6 separate regions of the Mus musculus genome follow, and all the other regions are linked to region 6. The links are chromatin loops, found by intact Hi-C in ENCODE. Cell type or tissue: left cerebral cortex. All regions are shown on one strand. Region 1 overlaps Gm30648 (predicted gene, 30648). Region 2 has its middle 200 kb from the start of Tacr3. Region 3 overlaps Ppa2 (pyrophosphatase (inorganic) 2). Region 4 has its middle 190 kb from the start of 4930539C22Rik. Region 5 has its middle 6.2 kb from the start of Cenpe. Region 6 overlaps Gm26691 (a long non-coding RNA gene).

Region 1 (4,000 bases), 330 kb before region 6:
AGATCTGTGAATTCATGAATCTACCTGTCAATCAGTATCAATTTTCCATTTCATGGAAAATCAAATGTGAAAAATCCAAATGATCTTATTTTGGTGTCATTCCAGTTGGCTATGGCTACAAAGATACTACATAATAAATAATCCTGAAGACAACTGCTTAAAATATATTTATTATCTCACGTGATGGTAGGGTGGCTAGACTCTTCTGCTTTTCTCTTCTAGCCATCAACAGGGCTATAGGGGGTTCTGTGCTCTATTCTATTGTTTGGGCTTCAATTTTGAAGAGTATGAATTTCCCAGTGAGAACTTCTGGTGATGAAGCTTCCAGTGTGGAAGGTGGAAGAGTCATCATTCAATGACAAGGTGTAGAGCTGTCATACTGCTCACATTGTTTTTAACCAAGCATGTCACACAACCACATTCAGCATCCCTTAAAGGAAGGAATATATATATATGTATATGTATATGTATATGTATATGTATATGTATGTGTATGTGTATGTGTATGTGTATGTGTATGTGTATGTGTATGTGTATGTGTATGTATATGTATATGTATATGTATATGTATATGTATATGTATATGCATATATATCCATAGGGCTGAGTATCACTGACTTAAAGAGATGTGCAGAGAGTGTCAGATAAAGGATACATAGGACCTTTTATTGGCAGGTCACGACTTTCTTCCTATCTCTAGAGAGGTGGTGCTTTGGCCTGCTTGAAATAGATTCTGACAGGAAGTCATTCTCCAGTATAGCTAAATTTCAATGACAACTACTAACATCTATGTTATTGTCTTTACAGTGAGTCCTGTGTATTAAGAGCATAAGGTCAATTTTCTTAACAGCACAGAAACTGTCACTTCTCCATTTTATAGGTAAAACTTGGTCTTTAAGATGCATAGTTACTTAGCTGGACACTTGTATCTTGTTCATGGTAGAGCAGAAATTTAAAGTCATGATTTTGTGTTCCCCAAGCCTGCGCTCTAGTCTCAGTTAATTAAACATCTACTCATCTACTCTTTTGTATAAGTTCCCTTGTCCTTGGAGTGTTCTCTTTCCTATAATCAACAGGGCAGACAGAAATACTTTTGCAGCATAACAGATTAGGTTTGACCATATCTACCTTTAAAAAGCAGCCATATGTTGCAAATGTCTGTGTTAGCATTTACTAAAAGACCCTATATTAAAAAATATTTAGTATGTTTATGGACAACAAAAAATCAATAGATATGTTTAAGTATAGAATGGCATGGTGCCTAGACATTTAAGAGAAAAGAACTACTTGTTTCGTAGGAGAGATTGGAAATAGAAATACTTTATAACTTCTAGTCCCAGTGGAAGAAATAAGGGCTGAAATAAAATTTCATTGGCAACCTAGAACTCAAAGGGAAGGACTGAGAGGTACAAACCGTAATCACTAGACTCAGCTAATTGGTTGAGAGAAAAAATGATATGCATAGTTTTCTAACTGAATGTACTCCGTGTGTTCAATGGATTGATGTATCTCAATGAAAACATGGGAGACAGAACAGATTTGAGGAGGAAGTGTAGAGCCAACTATTATGTATGTGTGAGCTGTGGAGGAGGGAGAAGATACAGCCAAGGAGATGGTGAGTCAGTATATGGTACAACCAAATCCCAAACATGTGACATCCAACACATTTGATCTGCAGGAAGTTTTAGTTCTTCACTGTTTGTTGATGTTGACTCAGATGGAGCTGGCAGTCAAATAAATATATATACACTTCTCAGCAGTCTACGCCTCCCATGGCAAGACAAAGTCCTTGCAATTCTTTCGTTTTAGTTGAACAAATCTTTCAGCTGTTGATCTGTTTTTGTTTGTTGTAGAAGTGTTTATGTATTCAGTGCTCACCAGGATGGTTCTCACCTAGCAGGTTCATGGTTCCATAATCATAGTGACATATCAATCCGGTATCATTCTTGGAATTTTGTTAGCACCCAATGTCTAGCTGAGTGTTTTGAGTAGACTGTGAGCCTTGGGGAACACATGGTTGCTATTTGGTTATTGAGAAAGCAAAACACCATTCTGACTGACACAGAGTCACACTAGAGTGTTAGAACTATGCCCCTCTCTCCATCATACTTACCAGTTCTCCTCACCCAAGCCCTCTGGAGCTATGCTGGAGTTTAAAATGAAAGAAAGGGCAGTCCTGTAATGATGTGGCCATCTACTTCTGTTTGTTGTTGTTGTTGAGATAGCATTGCAGATAAAGCTTAGAAGCCCTTTTCATTTACAGGTGCTGTACTCATTATCATGTGTCATAGGAGGACTTTTGTCTCTTCAGACAAAGCCTTTTGAGATGGTTAGGATGTAGTACTAAAGAGATTTTCAAATAGTAACATTATCTACCAAAACCTCAGCAATCAGAGTTTGGACATTAGTGCTCTCTAGTGGAGCAAGATTTTAAAGATTTTTTTTTTTAAATTGCAAGAATTTTGCACTAAACTCTGCATATCTGTGAATGTGAAGAAAGCTTGTTTCCAGACAAGTCCCAAGGAACTCAGCATGATCTGTGCCCAGCACTCTGGAGGTCTCAGTGTGGTGCTGAATGCAGTCTCTCACTGTGGTGCTGAATGCAGTCTCTCAGTGTGGTGCTGAATGCAGTCTCTCACTGTGGTGCTGAATGCAGTCTCTCTCGGTGCTGGAACAGATTTTCTAATCACTGTGGACATGATATGACATTGCCTCATTTTTATAGAATGTGTTTTGGAGTGAGTGGGGTGTCACCTTGTTCCTCTGTCCAGGGCCTTGTAACTGTGGCTTACCCATGAAGCACTTCAGACCCAGTCCTTCTGCTTTAATCTGTCAGATTCTCTTGTCTTATTAGTCTTCAGTTACACATAATTACGGCTGTAAGGTTATTCAATTACAGATCAACATGAATAACTTCACGAGTCCAATACAATTAAATTAGTTTGCCAAAATTAATCTGAATATAAAGTAAGGAAAAAAATCAAAATCCTCAGGCAAGGATGAACTTTGAGAGTTATCTGGATGAAACACCTATTGACAGCTTTTAAAACAGGATTTCCCTCAGATTCTTTTCAAGTTGACATTGTTTGTAGTATTTCAAAATTCAGCCCATTGGAAAATCCAAATGTAGAAGAATTTTAATACAGCAACTTGATGGCTCTGACAAGGGATCATATTCAAAGACCTTCTAGGTCTGTGTGATCCAGCTGTAATAACACACCTATAGTCCCTCTGGCTGGAATACAGACACACCCTTAGGACACTCACCTTTAACACCAACAATAAAGGTGAAGTTAGTTTGTAGAAGGAAGCAGTTATGTTTGAAATTGATGTCTAATTGAGAGGTAGGCCAGTGATGAATCAGAGAAGACTTGACAGAATGGGTCAGATATGCCCAGCTCTCAGGAGAAGAGACACAAAGGGAGGTGATTTAAAGGAGCAGCACAGAGAGAGAGAGAGACCAGTGGGTTCCATCGAGTTAAGTTGACTACAAATCAGCCCAGTTGAGTGGAGTTCAGTTCAGTTCCCCATAGTCAGTGCAGTTCAGTTTCTGGAGTTCGGGAGCAGTTTTGCCAAGCAGAGCAATTCAGTAAGAAGGTGAAAGAAGCCCATTTGAATCAGTCAGCTGGGAGAAGACTTTGAGCCAGAACAGCTGTGTTGAACCAGGCAGCCATTTTCAGAAACAACAACAACAAACGAGATGAGAATTATACCTGATGAATAAAAGTTACATGTATATCCAAGTGGTTGTTATATGAACAAATATGTAAATGTAACCTTAAAATGAAAAAAAAAAAGTAAGGCTGCTATGAACATAGTGGAACATGTGTCCTTCTTACCGGTTGGAACATCTTCTGGATATATGACCAGGAGAGGTATTGCTGGATCCTCCGGTAGTACTATGTCCAATTTTCTGAGGAACCACCAGACTGATTTCCAGAGTGGTTGTACAAGCTTGCAATCCCACCAACAATGGAGGAGTGTTCCTCTTTGCCCACAT
Region 2 (4,000 bases), 750 kb before region 6:
TTAAAAGAATATTTTAAAAGAAATGATAAGCTGTTATCAATTTTAGAATACCATGTATTCTTCACTTTTTTTCTTTTCTTCTTCCTTTCTTTTTTTCTTTCAGTTGATCCATCACGAATCACAGTCAGTTTTGACAGGATGAAATGTGCTGTCAAAATACTGTCAATCAGGATTCAAGAGTTACCACTTTTGCAAAGTATCATTCCACACTTGCATTTCACACAGAAGCTTTACTTTGTTTAATGTTTAACTAGCATGTTAAACCAAAATTTTACATCCTGCTTGTAGACCCTGGAATTTGAATTTATAACTTGGAGATCTTGTAGCTATGGAAGTGCCTTTATCTTTGCAATTCAGCATAGATAATGCTGTCAAACTAAGGTGGAGCTGAGTTTCTTGTGCAACAGCATTATCAATGTCCACAACAATCAAAGATAGGGAGAAGGCTTCTTGGGAAAGTGAGAGAAGTTGGCAGTTCTGACTCCACAAACATGACCACTCCACCACCCACATAAATCCTGGCACAGTGACACATACATTCCCCCACCAAGAAGGCAGGACCAAAAGCATCCTTTAGTTTTGTTGGCTAGCCATCCTAGCCTTTCTACGAAGTCCAGGTTCAGTGAATTCTAGCTTCCATTGCGCGCGCGCGCACGCACACACACACACACACACACACACACACACACACACACACATATTCACCACACACTCATAGACATACACATGCCACATATAATACACTCACATACAACATACATGCATATCACATAATACGCCACACATACCACACATGTATACACACCATAGATACTACATACCATATAACACCTATACATTCACCACAAACAACACATTTAAACCATTCACACACACAACACACCATGTACACACACATACCACCCACATAACACATATACATACTCCACATTCACACATCACACAGACACAGCACACATGTCTTGCATACCCTACATAACACACACGCACACACATCTACTGCATTCAAAGGCTGTTTATTTTCACTTTTCCTTTCCCATGAACAAAGTGTCAGCCGCAGCAGAACTTACACAGATGGACGGAGAAGAAAGTCCTTACAACAAAGGTTAGCATGCTGCAGGGTTAAAAACCTCATTTTAATAGAGAAGAAAACCAACCAGCCAGAGTTTTTCACATTTCTCATCTGTGCTATTTGATGGTTGGGTAGTAAAATCATTAAATATTAGTGGACTCTGTCAAATTAGAGAACTAAGATAGCTATTTTCATAGATCAAACTGTATTTTTTTAGATCAAAGAAATGGCTTTTATTTTCTTGAGTTTTTGGTAGCGATTTGATTTTTTAAAACATTCTTGGGATTATGGTAATTACGTCATTTTCCTCCCTCGTCTGCCCAAACATGACCTGAGCGCTGACAACAGAAATCCACACCCTAAGTGGAAGGAATCGACACCCAGTGTGGAAGAATCACCCTACACTCAAGGAGACTCAACCCGAGACAAAGAACTGCAAGCAACCACCGAATGCTGACAGCGGGAGAAAGTGTTCCCCTGGGAAGAGCTCAGAATTGTAAAAGGCAACTTTTCAGAAAACAAAGTTAAAGATATCTTGCCTGGGTTCCCTTTCAAACTTCCATGATGCCCGGGTGTTGTTTCCTTCATTTTCTTATTTGCAGAAATTATTACTGAGAAGCATTCCATGTGGAATAAAGATTGAGTAGCTTTCAGTCTTGTAAGTCAAAAACATCTGGAATTACTCAGCCATTAATAAAAATTGCCAGCGCAGTTCAGAAATAAAAGCAGCACTAGGTGGCACTGGAAGATCGCGGCTCCGTGGCACTCGTTGCTCTTCGTTTTCTCCTATAATTCTCAAGGGGAAGAAGAGGAGCTATGGGGGGAAATCATGGCTACAGAGGTAAATATTAATTCATTTGCCTGCTTTTCCTGGAAGCTATTCCAGAATGTGTTCGTGAAAGCAAATGGCCAATTTACTAGAAGCTTCAGCACAAGGCCCATTAACCATCCCGTTTAGATATAATCAAAGACAGATAAAGGGATTTGCACCCTTGCTTCTGTGGGGGCTTCTGCTGTTCCATTTGCTGAGACTGATGACAGGGACATAGTGTTTAGCTACAGCTATAAAGATACGGATGGCCTCGTTCATAGGTAAATAATCAGTCATCACTTAAGAGATACACAGTTTCTTTCTTTTTTCCTAGCAGAGCAAACACAAAGGGTTGTTCTTTCTCTCTCTCTCTCTCTCTCTCTCTCTCTCTCTCTCTCTCTCTCTCTCTCTCTCTCTCTCTCTCTCTCTCTCTCTCTCTCCCTCTCCCTGAAATGGCATATATTCTAAGTCAGTGGAGTTATTTATTTTTCATTTTGCAATTCCTTCACACTAAGGGTCAGCTTGACTAACCCGCAGCAATGACTCATCTTTTATAGTTGAGGCGTTTGAACGGAAGTCCAGCCCTGCTTCTCCCCACACCCACCCTAATCTTCTTTCATGCGACCATGAAGCCAGCCTTTAAATCCAGCAGAAGATGTTTCTGTCATGCTCTCAAGCTATAAAATCCATTTCCAGGTCTGGAAGACGGGAATGATATGTGGATATTTGTTTAAAAAAAAAATCACGGTTTGTCTGTCCTCCTAGCTAGGTAATGTGAAAGGTCTTTAAATTCAAAATATTTCGAAACATACATCATTTCTTCAATGTCTTCTTCTCAATGGTAAAATGTTATTTTAAAATGGTCACTTTCTGAAGATTTTTTTTTTTTGTTGAATACGGAATTAGAATTCATTTTATCTCTTAAAAATCAGAATGTAATATATATTGATCATATTTTTCCCATCCCCCAACTCTTCCCAGATTCCCCACCATCATCCAACTTTATGTTCTTTTTCCTTTCTTAAAAAACAAAAATATAAAACAGTAAAAAGTACACACACACACACACACACACAAACACACACGGGGGGGGGGATCTTGTCCATCTTGTATTGAAAGCCTTTTAGAAGAATTTTTAAAATATATTTCTTGAAATTTTCACTTTTGTGTATACAATGGATTTGATAACACCACCTCTCTCCCCTCCTTTAATTTTACATATTTAATAGCTCATAGAAATTGTGTGGCATATTTGTGGTTTTGTCAGCCACAGGATCCATTTCTCTCCTAGTGTTTTATTCTTTCCTTTAGCAGAGACCTGGATTGGAGCAGGCCTATTTAAACATGGGATTGGTCATACCTGGTGCTCTGGACTAGGGAATCATCCTGAGCTGGCCGACAGACATCCTGAGCTGGCCGACAGACATCCCGGATGTGAACGGGAAGCATCAGTTGTTCCTTTTAGCTTTTTTTCCTTCCTCCTCCTTCATTTCTTCTCTCCTTCTCTTTCCTTTCATTTTGTCTCTCCTCTATTCTTGTCCTCATTATAGATGTTTAAAATTAATTTTGGAATTCGCACTCCCTTAAGAGTTCCCCACAGATCATTTCTTCCCATTCTCTGGCTAATTGTTAACACTTTTAACATATAACAAAGAAAATTACTATTTGTGTAACAGTCAGAGTATTCCATGTTTGAGAAAAGACAAATTAACATGTTTCTTTTCTTTTCCCCCTTTATTCCTCCAAGTTGGTTAGTTTAAGATCAAGGATAATATCATACACAGTATGATAACAGAGAGACAGTATCTCCTTAGTACACAATGCAATCAATTAGGAATAAGTCAAGAAACTGAATGAAACAGAAAAAGAAGAAAGGAAAAAAAATAAGGAAGCATGAGAGACACAGAGAGAGAGAGAGAGAGAGAGAGAGAGAGAGAGAGAGAGAGATCATTCCTGTGGCATTTTGTGTTTTGGTTTTTACTCTGTCTCGAGATTCTCATTGAGCTTAGTCACATGACCAGAGACACTTACCAGAGATGGATGCTGACACAAAAAATTTCCATCGCAGTATATTTTGTCTAATGACTACAGAAGCTAACATCTGTAAGTGCAGGTTT
Region 3 (4,000 bases), 560 kb after region 6:
TTAGGGAGGACTACCCTAAAATACACGTGAAAAAAAGCCATTGGTAAACCCACGATCCTTGACTTATTGAAGACATATAATTGGAGGATGGTCGAATACATGGAATATGGAAGAAAATGGGAAAAATATAGGGGTTAAGGATTAAGTGGGGATGAAGAAAAGAGACGCGGGAGAAGAAGAGAGGTCATAAATACGCTAACCAGAACTATGGATGTGAAAAAGCTCTATGGAAAACCACTAGTTAGTGAGCTCGCTTAAAAATCTAATTTAAAAAGGGGGAGTTTGAATGAAGTACCCTACCTGAGTGGACAATGGCACTTCCAGAAGACGGCTATAAATAAAGGTCTCAGGGCAAGGCGTGGGATACCCTGCTATTGAGCTTTTTGGTCACGGATGCCCCAGAGGTCTTCAACCACATAGGCTATTGTCAGGCCCTTATTTACCTACTAGAGCAGTATCATAAGACCCATTGCTGAAGACACCACACACTTTGGCTGCAGGACACAGGCTAATTAAAGTCAAACCTAACAGAGAAACCTCCTCCCCGCTGGCTAGCTTTCATGCTGCGAGAATGTTCTCTGCAGGCTGCTGGGGCAGAAAACACATTCCCGCTCCTCCCTAACACATTCCCGCTCCTCCCTAACACTGAACACTGACGTGCCAGGTAAGACCATGCTAGAGAGACCCTGAGCTAAAAGATGTCATCGAAGGTCAGAGGCACCATGCATCATGACACAGTTAGTTCAGCCAGGTAACTTGTCTGAGGTTAGAAAGCCTGAACTGAAACCCAAAGGCCTTGCTTGCTGGCCTGCACCTGTCACCACAGCATAGAAGAAGCTTCTAGAAGCTTCAGGAACCACCCTATAGGGTACTTCCCTGGCTGAACGCCATGAAACTCCAGAGCTACGGGGACAGTGGCTCTCGGCCTTCCTAAGCCTGTGACACTTTGATACAGTTCCTCATGTGGTCGTGACCCCCAACCATAAAACTATTTCCAGTGCTACTTCAGAACTGTAACTTTGCTACTGTTATGAATAATAATGTAAATATCTGATATGCAGCCCCAATGAAAGGGCCACTAGGGTCACAATCCACAGGTTGAGAAACACTGCAAGAGGCTGTTAACAATGTTCTAAGAAGTGAGTCGCATGGCTCAAACGTTTGGGACATGTTGCCTTATGTCCGAACTCTTCAGAACTTTAATGTGTACATTATTATTCTCCAAGATGGCAGTAAAATGAAATGTTTTAGTTAAGCCACAAAACCCTAAGTTTGAAGGCAAAACTAATGCGTAAAATGGACGCAAGTGTTCAAGAAAGCACAGTTTGGGTTACCGGGTCCAAGCCTCTCGCTCCACGATTTATAAAATGACGTCAAGAAATGTAAAGGGCAGAGACAAGGGTTCAGCAAGTCACTAAGCAAGGCCACGGGGCAGAGAGGCGTGGCAGTCCCCGACTCGCTTTCCCGGCATCACCCAGTTTCGTGTCTCTACATTTCTACATATTCCAATTTTTAAAAAGCATTTCATCAGCCAATTATTCTTATTAATTTGGAGGAAAAAAATTGAAGCTCAAAAATGCTCCGTCTGCAACTGTATCAATATCTCAGAGACTTGGAATATGTGTAAAATACGGGCTATGTTTCCATTGCTGAACGATGACTTTCATCCCTAACTCTGGCTTTTCTTCAGTTGAAACAGAACACCCTTGAATTGCTCATAGGCACCAGCACCAAATGCATCCAGGTTGGGTCCTTTTTTATATAATTTTATTTATTTATTTATTTTGATATTACAGTGAGTTACTGTAATGAGTAAACGAAACTAGGAGTTAGCATTTGCATCTCCTGTCCCCCTTCAACCTCTCCTTCAGTGACTGTGACTGTCTGGATTAAAAGTTCCTCATCTCCTCTTCCCCAGCTCACCCTCAAGTAGATTGACTGCCTTTTCAGCCGCCCCTTTCAGCAGTCCCGGGCCACTGGTGCCCTCTGGTGGTAGGTACAGGAATTGTCTAACTCCACTTTCCAGTAAGAAGCCATTTGAACCCTTTCCCCAGATAGCGCCCAATTTTATTCGGATTTTTGCCATTTGCTGCAGTAAAACATTTTGTCTGTTTTTCCCTTCTGTTCCGCCCTACTCACTCTATTAAATAAAAAATAATTTTTACTTATGACATCCTAGTTTCACAATAATCTTATGTATATTTGATGCTAAAAACAAAAACCAAAAAAACCGAATTACAGGGTAGCCTCAGAGATGCTGTCACAGATCTTGTCCAACACAGAGTACTTGAATTTCTACTATGAATGCATTCAATGCCTTGAAGGAATACTAGTGCTGCTAGGACCTTGAGAGGATTGGAACAAGGTGCGCTGCTTCCTCCTAAGACAGAACTGCCCCCAGCAGCACACAGCAGAACCAGGATTAACACCCAGGCCTCCCCACCCCAAATGCAGTGCTTGGCCAACTGTGCAGTAGATTGCAGGCCCTCAAACAGCTTTTCTCTGCCTTTTTTACATTCTCCACTATCAGTTATCTTTTTTTTTATTTTTGAGGGCAAGGCATGGAGCTGTACTTCAACCCCTGCTTGCTCAGCACACTTTTTGTAGACTGCGCCCTGACCTAGGTAGGTTGTATCTCATTATAGCAGTAGTTTCAGGTTAAGCTGTACCCTGAGAAACTCCATTCTACAAGCAGAATTTGACTCCCTTTTAAGTCCAAATGCGGGGAGGCAAGAGGACTCTGCACCTTGGTGAGCAATTAAACAACCAGCTTAATAACCTGCATTTGCTCTCCAGGACCCACATGTGTTACTGGCATGTGCATGTATGCATACACACACATATGTGTAGCTGGCACATGCATGCATGGACACACACATGTGTAGCTGGCATATGCATGCATGGACACACATGTGTAGCTGGCACGGGCATGCAGGCATACACACACATGTGTGGCTGGCATGTGCATGCAGGCATACACACATGTGTAGTTGGCATGTGCATGCATGGACACACATGTGTAGCTGGCATGTGCATGAATGCACACACAAACACACACAAGTGCTACAACATCCTCCCATGGATGCCATAAAGAAAAGCCTGTTTGCAGAAGGTGTGGGGAGCCCCACACTGGGAACCATAGACACTGTATTTCTGCATTGGGGTTTCTAGTCCCATTAAAAGAATCTAGAAACAGACTTGAAAGGAAGTGTGATGACAATCGTTTTAGAAATTGAAGAAGAATCATCAGAGGTTGCAGGCTGTGGATTGGGGCAGCTCCCTGGGAGAAGACTGGGAAGAGGAAGAGAGAAAGCCATAGCTGGTGAGCAGCCACGTGGTGAGAGGGGGAGGGATAGCTTCAGAAAGTCTGGAAAAAAGAAATAACTCTGTTTTCCAAGTAACTCAGAAAAGTGGGCAGGCTCAGCAGTGCTCTGTAAGCTTCGATGCTGAGTGAGGGTGTCTGGGAAGGATAAGTACAATAGCCTTATTACACATAAAGGGCATAATTATTCCTCCCATCTCCTTAGCATAGCGCTAGGCGCATCAGCCTCCCTGACAGCCAGTCTCGGCGAGGTGACTGACAGGCCCAGATGGATTAACTCTTATGGGAGTTGACATAATGTTCTAATCTTTGGAGAACACCAGCAGGTCTTATCTCCACCCAGGGCCAAAGGTTCATTCTTTTGGATAGGAGGAAATTGCTTTTCCTCATTGAGCCCCTACAGAGCTGTATATCCATCCTCAATGGCCTTGAAGAATGACATTCCCCCTCCCGTTCCCCCCCCAACAGTCTCTAATCTCTTAGAAGATGGGAAGAGAATGGGAAATAGAAATAACTCATTTTTGTTTTGTTTTTAATGAAAACCTAGAGATCCAGAATGGATTAATGTCCGGACCAGACTTTCAATCACACCTTCCTTCATAGGTGGCTTCCAGAACAGAAGTCAGAAGAGATGAGGATCCAGGGCTCCCTTCCAGCACTCCTGACCAGGAGACAGAC
Region 4 (4,000 bases), 730 kb before region 6:
CACTCCAAGAAGTAGATGGTATTATTACCATCATCATCATCCCTATTAACCTAAAAAATAATGAGGTATTTTATCAACTGTTTTAACAGCAGTACATATGTCAAGAACAGTGTAAACCATTGGACACTCAGTAAGACTGAGCCCATCTCTCCCAGTCAGTGTTTCCCTTTCCTCCTGCCAATAATAACTAGTAATCTCAAGCCTACGAAAAATATCATCTCTACATCCGGTGACTTTTTCACTTGACAGCCCAGGCTAGCACTAGCTTCACAGTGTCTAACAGCACTACTCACAATTAAACCTTAGAGAGTCTAATCATGTTGACACTCTATTTTAGTTGTATTGAAGAGCTGTGCTGCTTACCCATAATGCAATTTCTCCACCAGTCTCCTACTTCCATGTCTATTGTCATTATAACCAAGGCAGATGTTCTTACCTTCAGCTGATTTTCTAAGGTTTCTTTATGAGCCTAAAGTATTCACTGTGAGGGCTTTGTCTACTTATTTCTGTATCCCGGGCAACCTCAGAGAACAGTCAGGCTGCAGAAAACCACAACAGATGCTTGCTAACATCCTTATAGGCAATGTAGGTCAACTGAAATCCCTACATTTGTGGTGCCTGTTACCTTTTATACCTCAGTACCCCAGTCACTAAAAGTATACGCCTCGTATGTTTAATTTATCAATTTCAGACACAGGACAGAGCATATTTAAGATTGATGCCTCTTGAAAACTAGTTTCCCTTTAAATATGCAAATGTGGCTCAAGGGACAAGTTCCTGTGTGTATGTATGTGTGTGTGTGTGTGTGTGTGTGTGTGTGTGTCCTACCTCCTCCTTCTCTTCTCAGTGTGCTTGCTGTGGTAACCCCATACGCTCACAGACAGTCAAGCATATTGTAATCAAACAATAAAGATTTGCAATGAATTTAATGCTATTTAAATGAATGAATAAAAGACATTTATTAATTTATATTGCTGAAACGTGAATTGTTTGTGAATAAGAGAGAAAGAATAAAAATGGGAACAGAAAGTAGAGTGTGAAGAATCCGACGAAGAAAGATGTTGACAGCAACAACATGAAATGGCTCTGGAGATGATATTTACTAGGTGGTTTGTTTATTAATTAGGCAATTTGTTTATTAATTAGATAACTTGTGTTTTTGCTGCAGAATTCTGTGAACTAGAAATGAACTTCTAATGGTGTGTGTGTGTGTTGAATGTGAATATATCCAGGAAATGATGACATATTAAAGTTGCTGGGAAACTGAAGTCTCAATCATACCTGGAAAGCAGGTTTGGTGACACTAACAAAATCCTCAGCAGCAACATCAAAGCCCAGAGGAGTGCCCTCGGGGTGACCTGGGAATGCCTGCTTGCTTCTTCCTCTAAGAAGAGAGTCAATCTGTTGCTTGAAGGAAAGAAAAGTCTGCTTTGAAAACTACATGGTTGTGCGAATTTATTCTCTTCCTTTCCGTGAATTGTAGCAATTTCTGATGCAGTTTGGAGTTAGAATCACACGAAGAAAGGTTGAGACTCCTCAGAAGTGCGTTGCATCACCATTAATTCATTCAAGTTGAGTTTGGTTGACAATGGGGTAAATATTCTCCAAAATGAAGATTCAAGTATTCAGGGCTTTTGTTTCTAGAAACCAAATGGAAGACTCTCCTCTCCCCCAAAACTGAACTCTGGAACTCTCTAGCAGGTCAGGATTTTTCTTCCCCACTATTTCAACAAAAAAGCTATTATTGAGATTTTATTTTTGAATGAAGTTCTTGAATCTCTAGGGTATGAACTCTGTGAAAGTAGGGAAAGCATCCTAAATCTTAGTCTCTAGAAGACTGTCAGGTATCTGTGAACACGTTAGTGATGGAAGTAGCCCACTCACTTTGTGAGCAGCATCTCTTTGAATATTATTGAAAAATATGAAAGTAAATTACTGTGGCTTCAGATATTAAAATTAAAGAACACCAATTAATAAAAAGACGTCTCCTCTACCAATCTATTCCTAAGGCCTTAATGCTCCATCAAGGTGATCTCTTATTGAGTTTCGATGTGTAAGTTGCCTGTTTTCCATTTACCAGTAGATGGCCTAATTATTCCATCGCTCACAAAGCCTTCAGATTATTCATAAAGGAAGCCGCTGATGAAGACCAACTTTCCTTCTGAGTTTTTTTTTTTTAAGCATCTAACCTTTAAGTGATTTTTTTTGTCTTTAAAAAGAGCCAATATTTAGAGTTACCCATTAATTTTCATTGGATTATACAATTGAATAGAGATGCTAATTTTAATATAGCCCAGTATAGTCAATAAGGAAAGATTATACTATTTTTTATATATATCAAGTCACCTAGGAAGATTCATAAAGGTGACATACTAATATCATTGCCTCGAGGGATGAATTGATTCATCAGCATTCGCGAGGAAATGAGCCTCTTTATTTTCCTCCAGACAGTCTTTGCAAGTAATTTAAAATATTATTCACATTTAAATGACTTTACCAACTTTCCTGAAATCCAGTGTAAAATAACAGTGATGCTTCGACTCAGTTTACTGGCAACAGATTTTTCTCAGGGTTCTGAGGTTGGTTAATGATCATATAATTTATCTATAAGGCAAACATGTTCTTTGATCTGAAAGCACAACAGATTTGGTCTGCAGTAGCAAATGTGCAGGAGATGATGTGCATGAAGAAGAAGAAAAGAATTGACAGAATTGGAAAAGCAAGTATTAACTCAGTTTAATTCAATTAAATAGTATTCTGGGTGTTTTTTTTTTTTTTATTTTACTAGTTCTGACAATACAAAATAATATTCACTTATTTTTACCCTACTCAAATTTCAGGGTTATTATGTCATAGGAGCTCTATTTATTTTATCACTGTTTATATACTGGCTACCAATAGTAGTGTTTGTAATATGGTAATAATCTATTCAAAAGTAATGTTCTAAATGAACCTTATTCTTCGCACCGTTTCTGAGATAAACTAATGGGAAAGAATAATGGGGCTTGATTTAAAGATTAGTAAGTAGTCTCAACTTTGGGCCATGTGGAAATGTAAGATGATTTACCAAATTACTTAAAATAAATAACCTGTCTCATTATATTTGCTTGTTTTTGCAACAAATACCTTGCTCCCTTTGAGGTATTATTTCCTGGATCAATTACCCAAGAGGAGTGGAAGATTCTTCTTGATAAAAAATAAAGGACAGACCTGAATCCAAAAATGTTACTTCCCTGCCCACGGATGAAGAGAGAGAGGGAGAGAGAGAGAGAGAGAGAGAGAGAGAGAGAGAGAGAGAGAGAGAGAGAGAGAGAGAGAGAAATGAAGGAAGGAAAGGAGGAAGGAAGAAAGGAAGGAAGAAATGGAAAAGAGAAGGCAAGAAGCATTGGAGGTTCTCTATTGCTCTACACTGATAATCAACTGTAGATTACACGGTGCTTGAATTATTATTAACGTTGAGAAATTGTCTTTGTATACTTCAAGCAGTACAAAATAAAATATTTCTAAAAAAATAAATGATAGTTTTAAAGAAGTTTGATCATTTTCATCTTTGTTATTTTATTTCTTCTCATGTGTAGCAGGAGAACACTGAAAAAGCAAAATGCAGAATTGTCTAGTCTCATATGATGGGTTTCTGGCTGATCATGTAGAAATGTTTGATATTGTGTGGCTGTGCCTTAGTAGTTAGGGAAGAAAGTCACTTTGTTTCCAGTGGAAGTATTGTTACTTTTCACTGTGACCACTCTTTTACCATTTGTTAAGCAAATCATTAAAAAATTATTAAGCACAAATATGGTACTTAAAAATTACTATTATGAGATTAGAGAGATGACTCAATGGTTAAAAGCATTGGCTCTTCTTCCATGGTACCCTGGTTCAAATACCAGAACCAAAATAGTAGTTTATAACCTCCAGTAGCTCCATTTCCAGGGTATCTGACACACTCTTCTAGTAACTACATACATGCAGAGCCTGATATACACTCAGGTCAAACAGCAAA
Region 5 (4,000 bases), 1.3 Mb before region 6:
TGACTGGTCCATGGATGTCTCTATGTGTCGACTCCTACCCATTTCCACTGTTGGTCTACTCTCAGTGAAACAACTTCAGTGACTTTAAAAACATGTCAGTCATGTCACTGTCTCCAGACACCCAGTGTTCCCTCTTTACTCTCATTCCCTTGAGGATGAAACTCAGACTCTTCTAGTGGTGCCCAGATCCTGATCGGTTTCCTTCTCTCTCTCCGTCTTTCTTTTTTGGGGTGTTTGTGTGGGACATTGGACCTAGGGCCTCACACTATGATAGACACATGCCACATGGCCTAAGCTACATTTGCAGTCCTCACGTTGGCTCCTGGCTATGCCCTGGCCTCACTTCCTATTACTCTCTTGTATCTCTCCTTTTGGTACACACTGGAGAACAGACCCCTATCCTCTTCACTGGCTGTTCTATGTGGCAGACAGGCTGCTGCCCAGATAGGCTGCTTCCATGTGAGTCTAGGCTCTCCACAAACATACCTTCTTGGAGCTTATTCTCTGTACAAAATAACAGCTCCCATGTCTCCTGCTTCTGTTTTGTTCTTCTTTATACACTTTATTTATAACCTTCAGAAATAACATTCAAAAAATTTATGTCTATAAAATTGGTGTCCTCATTCTAGAATATCAGTTCAATGAATTCCTCAAGTAGCTTTTTTCCCCTTGTTCTCTGTACCAGGAGTTTTACAACGTTGCTCATTCATATAATTAAAAATACATGAATCTTAGTTTCCCACAGGCTGAAGATACTAGTTAGTGGATAAAAATAGTATATGAAGTGGAATCTATTAATTGTAGATTTATTTTGGTTGTCATATTGTGAGCTTGTCTGTACTCTTCCACTTTCTTTGCTAAACTGTAAAACAGAAGGCAGTGGTCAGGAGAGGCAAAGGGGTTAACTAATAATGCACGTGATGTTATGATACATCTAGAAAGAGACCCTTTTTCCTTTGTATAGATTTATATTATTATATTTGAAAATAATGACCGGGTTTTATTTTTCTCTTTTATTTAAAATATATATACTTTTTTCTCATACCATATATCCTAATTACAGTTTCCCTCCCTCTCCTTCTCCCAGTTCCTCCATACCTTCTCTCCTCTCCAGATCCACTCTTTCTGGAGAGAGATCCATAAAATGTGCATACATGCTATTTTCTTAAAGGTAATTGTTATTAACCTTTGTCATAAGATTAATGCTTGTATATAAATACCATTCAAATACCAAAAGAGTCAAAGTGAGAAATATTCCTAAATCTGATGCTTAAAGGTATTATTAGTTTGCCCACCATAGGCAACTGTGCAGTTTTCAAAACAATCTGGAGTAATTTACATGCATGTATGTAATGTTTCACTTATTTCCATATAAATAGATTCTTCTATGGTGTTCTGTGCTGAAAATGTGTGGTGCTATGTGGGTACTTTCATCCCCTCTAAGAAGGGAAAGTGAATTTCCGAGACAAGTTGATTTATTTCCCCAAGTTCATTTCTTTCCCCAACCAAGTTGTTTTCTTTTGCTGAAACTGCAGAGGGCACTGCAGCCCTTCCAGAACCACCATGACACATGTGGGCAGCGCCCTGAAGTCCTTGTGTGGCACAAGTCTAAGGATGTAGAGACGCTTACTGTATCAAGATATATATCAATTCACATTATTTGTGCTCATGTATTTTATACATTGTATATAAATTTAATCGTTGTATGTATTTATAACATTCCAGCACCTTGAATAGGAGTGATGTTGGTTATAAGTTATCATTCCTAATTTCCAAAGCATAAGTCTTGTCTAGCCAGGAGACATCCGTTTGTTATGATCACAGGTGTGATATCGCTTTCATTTTGGGCATGATTAAACATGTTTCTGTGATCCTAGCCAGTGTTTGGCTTGTCCATTGCACAAACTGGAAAACCATTGATCTCTGCCAGGCCTCATTGTTTTCATCAACAAAGTGGAGAGGGGCATGCTGGATGCTGTGACCAACCTGACCATGTGGTTTTGGGCAGGATGTAGAAGATCTTTGGAACTTTGGGCTAGAAAAGCCATTGAGTGTTGAGAGCTCAGTAGGCTGCTTTATGGGAGCTTGGAAGGCAAGGAAGTTGAGAGCAGAGAGAAAGACCTTGGAACACATGGTTCTAAATGAGATGTCTCCATCAACTCCCTTCCCTCAGAGCTCAGGGAAGAGGAAGCAGAAGGAGTGAGGAGACAGAGGGGATGGAAGGCACCAGGAGAACAAGGCCCTCTAAATTAACTGAGCAAAGCTCATATGAGCTCACAGAGACAGAAGCAGCAACCACAGGACCTGCCTGGGTCTGCACGAGGGCACCAGTATGTATACTATAGCCCTCAGCTTACGTCAATGGGAATCCTGAATGTGTGTGAGAGAGCGAGAGTGTGTCTGCCCTTGGGCTCTTTTATTTCTCTGATGGCTTGTCTTGTCCAACTTCTATTTGATGGTTTTCATTTTATAGTGTAGTATTTTATTTTGTTATTCATTATGTTTTGTTGTTAAAGGGGGGTGGTGGTGGTGGAGACTGGAGAGATGGTTCAGCGGGTAAGAGCACTAACTGCTCTTCCAGAGGTCCTGAGTTCAATTCCCAGCAGCCACATGGTTGCTCCCAACCATCTGTAATGGGATCAGACTCCCTCTTCTGGTGCATCTGAAGACAACTACAGTGTACTCATGTACATGTTAAAAATTTTATAAAAAAGGAACGTTGTGGGCAGTACAGATAGTGGAGGCCTGGCTTGTGAAGTTTCAGAGGGAAGACTCTACAATTTGTGTGTAGAGTCTGTGGTATCTGGTTATCTGGACCTGAAGAATCAGCTGTGATTAACAAGAGACCTGGACCACTAAACTGAAAAGCTTGCTTTGCTGGGACAATGGATGCTGGTCAGCTGTGATTAAGAAGAAGCCACCATCACTGAAGTGAAGTCTTCTGGGAAGTGTTTCCTCAGGCGCAGCTCACAGAAGAACATACCTCCTGCTGGCAGCTGAACTTGGTATTAAGAGTCACCCTGGTGGTACTACTTTCGAAGGCTTGAAGGGGTCATGGAGAATAGCTGACGCTTGGCATTGTGTGGCATGGTTGGAGTCCCTGAATATAGCGAAGAGAGGGTACTGGTGAAAGTGTAGTTCAGGTGCAGCAAGAGAGCCCAGTATTTTGGAGATGCCAGTACCATGGGATGACTACTAAGAACAGCAGCAGCAATTGAGTGGTATCATCTGGAGCCTAAAAGACAAGCTATGTGTGCTGAAGATGTGGAGCTAGAGAACTTACCAAAGCCCAGAAGATCATGAGTGGGTCCCAGACACTGGACACTGAGTTATTTACACAGTTAGAGTTTAATTTTTGCTTTGCTTTGATTGTGACTGTGCCCTGGTTCTACTCTCTTGAAATAAGGAAGTATTTTACTTATTTTTGACTTTCTAGGAGTCCGCGGTTGAGAGTCTTCCAATGTTAAGAGATGTTCATATTTTAAAACAGATTTTGACATTTTTAAAGAGACAGAAAATTTAAAATGTTGGAATTTGTAAGACTGGGATTTTTTTATTTGTTTTTGTTTTTTGAGACAGGGCTTCTCTGTATAGCCCTGGCTGTTGTCCTGGAACTCACTTTGTAGACCAGGCTGGCCTCGAACTCAGAAATCTGCCTGCCTCTGCCTCCCGAGTGCTGCGATTAAAGGCGTGCACCACCACGCCCAGTGACTGTGGGATGTTTTAAGTTCGTAAAGTGTTTTGCATTGTGATGTTTATATTAATGTGTGATATTGAGGGTGAATAATAAAGGAAAGGTTGTGGGTTTAATGGTGATGTGTTGTGTGTCAAATTGACAAGGGGTCAGTTGTACTGGCAAGTCACAATCAAGGATCAAAGGTATAGACAGACGTGTTACTGGAGACCTGGTCAAGGCCTGGGCATCCTTCAGCTACTGGAACAGGATATTTGCTTACCCTGAAAGAAGACCACCATTCTTTGATCCCAGAACAGGAAGCCA
Region 6 (4,000 bases):
TTCTGCTCCAGAGGCACATTGCTCCATTGTAGGAATGAATGGACTGTCTAAAAGGCATCCTAATCTGATAATTATTTGTAAACCAGTTCATATCTACCCTGCTCCCAGCTAAGACTTTGCAGGAATTCTGCAGCCACCAAATTTTCGTCGTTCACCCTGCAGTTCTATTTTTTTTTCACCTTTAAAGAATGCAAGGAGTATCTCAGCCTACATTTTAAATATGAAGAAGCAAACGTGTGAAGTGAGGAAATAAAAATATACTGGGGATTTTTTTTTTTTAGAACTTACATACTTTCAAAGCATGTATATTTTAGCAAGCACCATGTAACCTTCGTGGGAATACAGCCCGAGCCTGTTTTATTCATCAATACAGTCCCATACTGGTAGCAGATTCTGGTGTTGTAGTAGACACTAAGGAAGCAAATAAATAAATGCTTATTTTTAAGAGATGCATTCTTGTGCAGTGAAGTACTTGTACACTCATGTAAATGATATTCTTTTAAAAAAAATGGTAAATTAATCTGTCTTTGTCATCCGCCAAGCATGGGCACAGAACTCTCTTCAGCTTCTCCTAACTCCCCAGAAGACTCGGTGTGCCTAACAGGTGTCTGTCAGACCTACCATGAAATTAACATTGGAATTTGGGGATTGCTCTTACATTTTGTCTGTTTGTTCGTTTGGCTTTTACATAAATCTGGACTTGAAAGACTGGAGATAGAGCGGCCTCAACAAAGAATTTTATCAAAGTGCCCGCTTTGCTTAACTATCGCAAAGTGAACTTTAAAGGATATTGGCAACCTTTGACGGTAAAAGAAAAATCAGTTCTAGGTGTGTAAAACGCACCCACGTGTGTTAAAAAGCACGTGCCAGTGTGATATGTGAAAAACAACAACAAACAAGAAATCAAAAACAAACAAACAAACAAATCCCAATCCTTTTAGGAGCCGCTCAACCTCCACATGAGGTGGAAGTTTCTCCTGACTTCTTACATAGGGAGTGCAAGTTCTGAATACCACTGGTCTGTTGCATTCCCTATAGCCTTCTGACCAGCTTGTATTTCATCTTCCAAGCAGCACTCTCCAGCCCCCACCTAGAGAGAGGTGTGAAGACCTCTGGGTAAATGCCAAGCTTTCACTGAGCCTGAGGCCAGGAGAGGCGCACTGCCAGGTGAGCAGCTCGCCCTTCACGCAAGCACAGCACATAAGCAGTTAACAGTCTTCCCGGTGGCCTGGTAATATATTCTTGCTCAACACTCCTGGCTCTCCAGAATCAGATTTCTGCAAATGTCTCTACATGGAGACATTCACTCCCCTGATCACCAGAAAGGGCTGTATCCAGGGCCAAGAAGAGTAAAAATTGAACGTGCTGTGTGTGTGTGTGTGTGTGTGTGTGTGTGTGTGTGTGTGTGTGTGTGTGTGTAGATGGTGGTTGTGGGGGAGGGGAGGTTTTTTTCTTTCTTTCTTTTTTCTTTTCTCAAAGAACGCCTTCCGATTGACAATTTGAGGCTCAAGGCAACCAAGAGTCTTTAAAATGCACACAAAGGGTGACAATGTGTTCCCTTAACACACACCACAGCTAGCAGAGCCCCTAAACAATTTATTAGAAAGTGGATAGACAAGGGAGATTTAATAGTGATTACCAAAGTGTTGGGAGATGTATTTACGCAACTATAATCATATGTACTCAGGGTGTCTCTAATTGCTTCCACGGACCGGCATGTAATGAGTTAAAGTCAAATGGCCTCAGCAATTAAGGCTATAAGTAAACCATTCCTAAGATACTTGACTGAAAGCACATGCTTGTCTTTGTGCTGAGTGGAAAGAGCACAGGAGGCCCGGGAAGAGGGAACGCGTTTTGGAGAGCACATTAAGCCAAAATAGCACACTGGTTCTGACCATCCTGGGCACTGTGTCTCCATAATTAGAAGGAGGAATACCCTTCTGTGGGTTGGAAACGCCAGTCAGATGGAGACTTAAGTTAAGCTAGCATACATCAAAAATAATTGACAATGGTTAGGCTTCATTGTGGAGAAGCCTCGCACTGGCATTGCAGCCACCAGCCCACCACCCACCTAAGAATTATTATTTGAAAAGGATGTCAGAGGATTATAGAAGATCCCTGCGTCTGCTCCAATTAGGATCAACACTGCGGCTGCTTCCTGGGAGCTCTCCGTATGGAATGATGAAAACATATTGACCCCTGCTGGAAATGTGGAGAACTGCAGCGTTTTCCCCTCGTTTCAAACCTTACAGGAAAGTCACCCTTGGCTATCCCTAAGGAGGTGTCTTAAATTTTTCTACGTCCCAATGCCAGTATCAAAAGCAATTTATAAATTATAGGCATTCTTCAAAATATTTCATAAATGCAACACAATTAAAACTTCCAATGTTATAGCCTCGTGTTTTTGTTTTTGTTTGGTTTTGCAGGGTTTTTTTCTAATGGAGTTTCAGTCACAACCTTGGTTCAAATATTGGGCAGCCACCATCCAAAATCAAGTTTTAATTTAAACCTTTCCTCGTATTTAATAGACCCTTTGTACACTGGTCCCCAAATAATCTTTTTTTTCAACGAATTATAATCTTGGATCTATCTTAACACTTTAATTATCTCGTTGGTACTTTAGATATCACCCCAAGATCTCAATCCTACTGAGGACAGTATCCACAAGCTACTCTCCTAACTGAACAGAGCTGCTAGATGAATGGCTCTCAACATTCCTAATGCTACAACCCTTTAATACAGTTGCTCATGTTGTGGTGACCCCCCCCCCAACCATAAAAATATTTTGTTGCTACTTCTTAACTATAGTTTTGCTACTATTATGAGTTGTAATGTAAACACCTAATAGGCACTATATCTGATCTGTGACCCCCCTGAAAAGGTCATTTAACCCCAAGGAGGTCAGAACCCAAAGGAACCTACACTACTGAAGGCCTCCTCCTAAGAATTCCTAGAAGAATAATACCTGACCAAGAGATTAAGCGCATGAGTCACACAGTTTTCAGCCACGTGGTTAAGGGTGAAGAAAGGAGGTTTGGCTTCCTGCTTTAAGGGCTGGGTTAAAACAATGCAGCTGCTAAAACTCTCTCTGTGTTGCTGGTGGGTGCTGCATCTGAGACCCCAGACCCCAGAACAAGATTCCAAGATCTTTTAGCCCACCTCCATTTGGTGCTTGCTCCTCACAGCGCTCCTCAGCGCATCCAATTGCTCTGAAAATGTGTGCTGTCAAGTGCAAATGTTCAAGCTTCATTCTCATCACATCTCACGGAAACGTGAACAGCTGTATTTGGTGATTAGATTGGCGGTTTTTCCAATATAACAACATTTTCTATTTTCAAAAAGAAGCTCCGACCTTCTAGTAAGTTAGTGACTGTAAGAAACTGATGCAGAAGGTAGGTCGTCTTGTCTTATTTCCAATTTGTGCTGAAATTTATTAACTAAAAATACCCAGTTGTGGAAAGGGAGTCGAAAGCTCTATCGCCAAAGGCATTGCCAAAATAGTGCTTCACCCATAAAAAATTGGATTTATTAAATATTGTAATTTGAATCGTGTGTTTCAAAAGTAATGTTACTTAGGGTGTGTCTGGACTTTTTCATTTTCTATAAATATTACCATAGACAAATTACATAATACCTTGAAACCTTGATATCTTCTACTATGAAATTAGTTCATTTATACTCACCAACATGAAAATGCAAAGGAAATTAAGCTTGTAACTACTTTATTCAAAAGCGACAAGGCAAACCCAATCATATGTCTTGAAAATGTTTTATTCTTTCTAGAGTCAAGAAACATTCTACTATCAAGGAGCAATTACCAAAAAGAATTCCTAAAGATAGTGGAATTTGAACCTCAAATCAATATAGGCTCAATGAAAAAAAAAAACAGTGACTTCATTAATTTAAAACATTCATGTCTCACAGGAATAATTAGTATAGATTATTGATCAGAGACAAGGACATATGAGAAACAGGAGATGGCTATCAGTGACAACAGAGC

What was found. Peaks named below come from ENCODE experiments on the same cell type or tissue, not always from the same donor. Only the 100,000 strongest peaks of a DNase experiment are listed, where the experiment ranks them.
Region 1: it touches region 6 in a loop (2.3-fold over the local background); 2 of 42 quality-filtered maps call a loop at or near these places.
Region 2: it touches region 6 in a loop (10-fold over the local background); 16 of 42 quality-filtered maps call a loop at or near these places.
Region 3: a loop joins it to region 6, with 4 times the contacts of the local background. A loop is called at or near these places in 7 of 42 quality-filtered maps.
Region 4: it touches region 6 in a loop (5-fold over the local background); 11 of 42 quality-filtered maps call a loop at or near these places.
Region 5: a loop joins it to region 6, with 4 times the contacts of the local background. A loop is called at or near these places in 6 of 42 quality-filtered maps.

What each region holds. Positions count from the first base shown.
Region 1 is chr3:134,204,410-134,208,409 of GRCm38, reverse strand. The region is part of intron 1 of Gm30648 (predicted gene, 30648); the gene reads right to left. Among named protein-coding and RNA genes, the nearest start is that of Gm30648, 6.3 kb to the right of the region's middle. In left cerebral cortex, a CTCF peak has its summit at 2,405 (motif pointing left); a DNase peak (open chromatin) is centred at 1,583.
Region 2 is chr3:134,627,815-134,631,814 of GRCm38, reverse strand. No RefSeq gene overlaps it. Among named protein-coding and RNA genes, the nearest start is that of Tacr3, 200 kb to the left of the region's middle. In left cerebral cortex, a CTCF peak has its summit at 1,801 (motif pointing right); DNase peaks (open chromatin) are centred at 1,899 and 2,448; H3K4me3 peaks cover 389 bases.
Region 3 is chr3:133,312,647-133,316,646 of GRCm38, reverse strand. The region is part of intron 1 of Ppa2 (pyrophosphatase (inorganic) 2); the gene reads right to left. Among named protein-coding and RNA genes, the nearest start is that of Ppa2, 4.5 kb to the right of the region's middle. In left cerebral cortex, a CTCF peak has its summit at 1,996 (motif pointing left); a DNase peak (open chromatin) is centred at 1,986.
Region 4 is chr3:134,608,529-134,612,528 of GRCm38, reverse strand. No RefSeq gene overlaps it. Among named protein-coding and RNA genes, the nearest start is that of 4930539C22Rik, 190 kb to the right of the region's middle. In left cerebral cortex, a CTCF peak has its summit at 2,073 (motif pointing right); no DNase peak of the experiment used is centred here.
Region 5 is chr3:135,204,386-135,208,385 of GRCm38, reverse strand. No RefSeq gene overlaps it. Among named protein-coding and RNA genes, the nearest start is that of Cenpe, 6.2 kb to the left of the region's middle. In left cerebral cortex, a CTCF peak has its summit at 1,529 (motif pointing right); a DNase peak (open chromatin) is centred at 1,558.
Region 6 is chr3:133,874,711-133,878,710 of GRCm38, reverse strand. The region is part of intron 2 of Gm26691 (a long non-coding RNA gene); the gene reads left to right. Among named protein-coding and RNA genes, the nearest start is that of Gm30484, 58 kb to the right of the region's middle. In left cerebral cortex, a CTCF peak has its summit at 2,201 (motif pointing left); DNase peaks (open chromatin) are centred at 680, 1,153, 1,943, 2,167 and 1 more place; H3K4me3 peaks cover 376 bases; H3K27ac peaks cover 193 bases.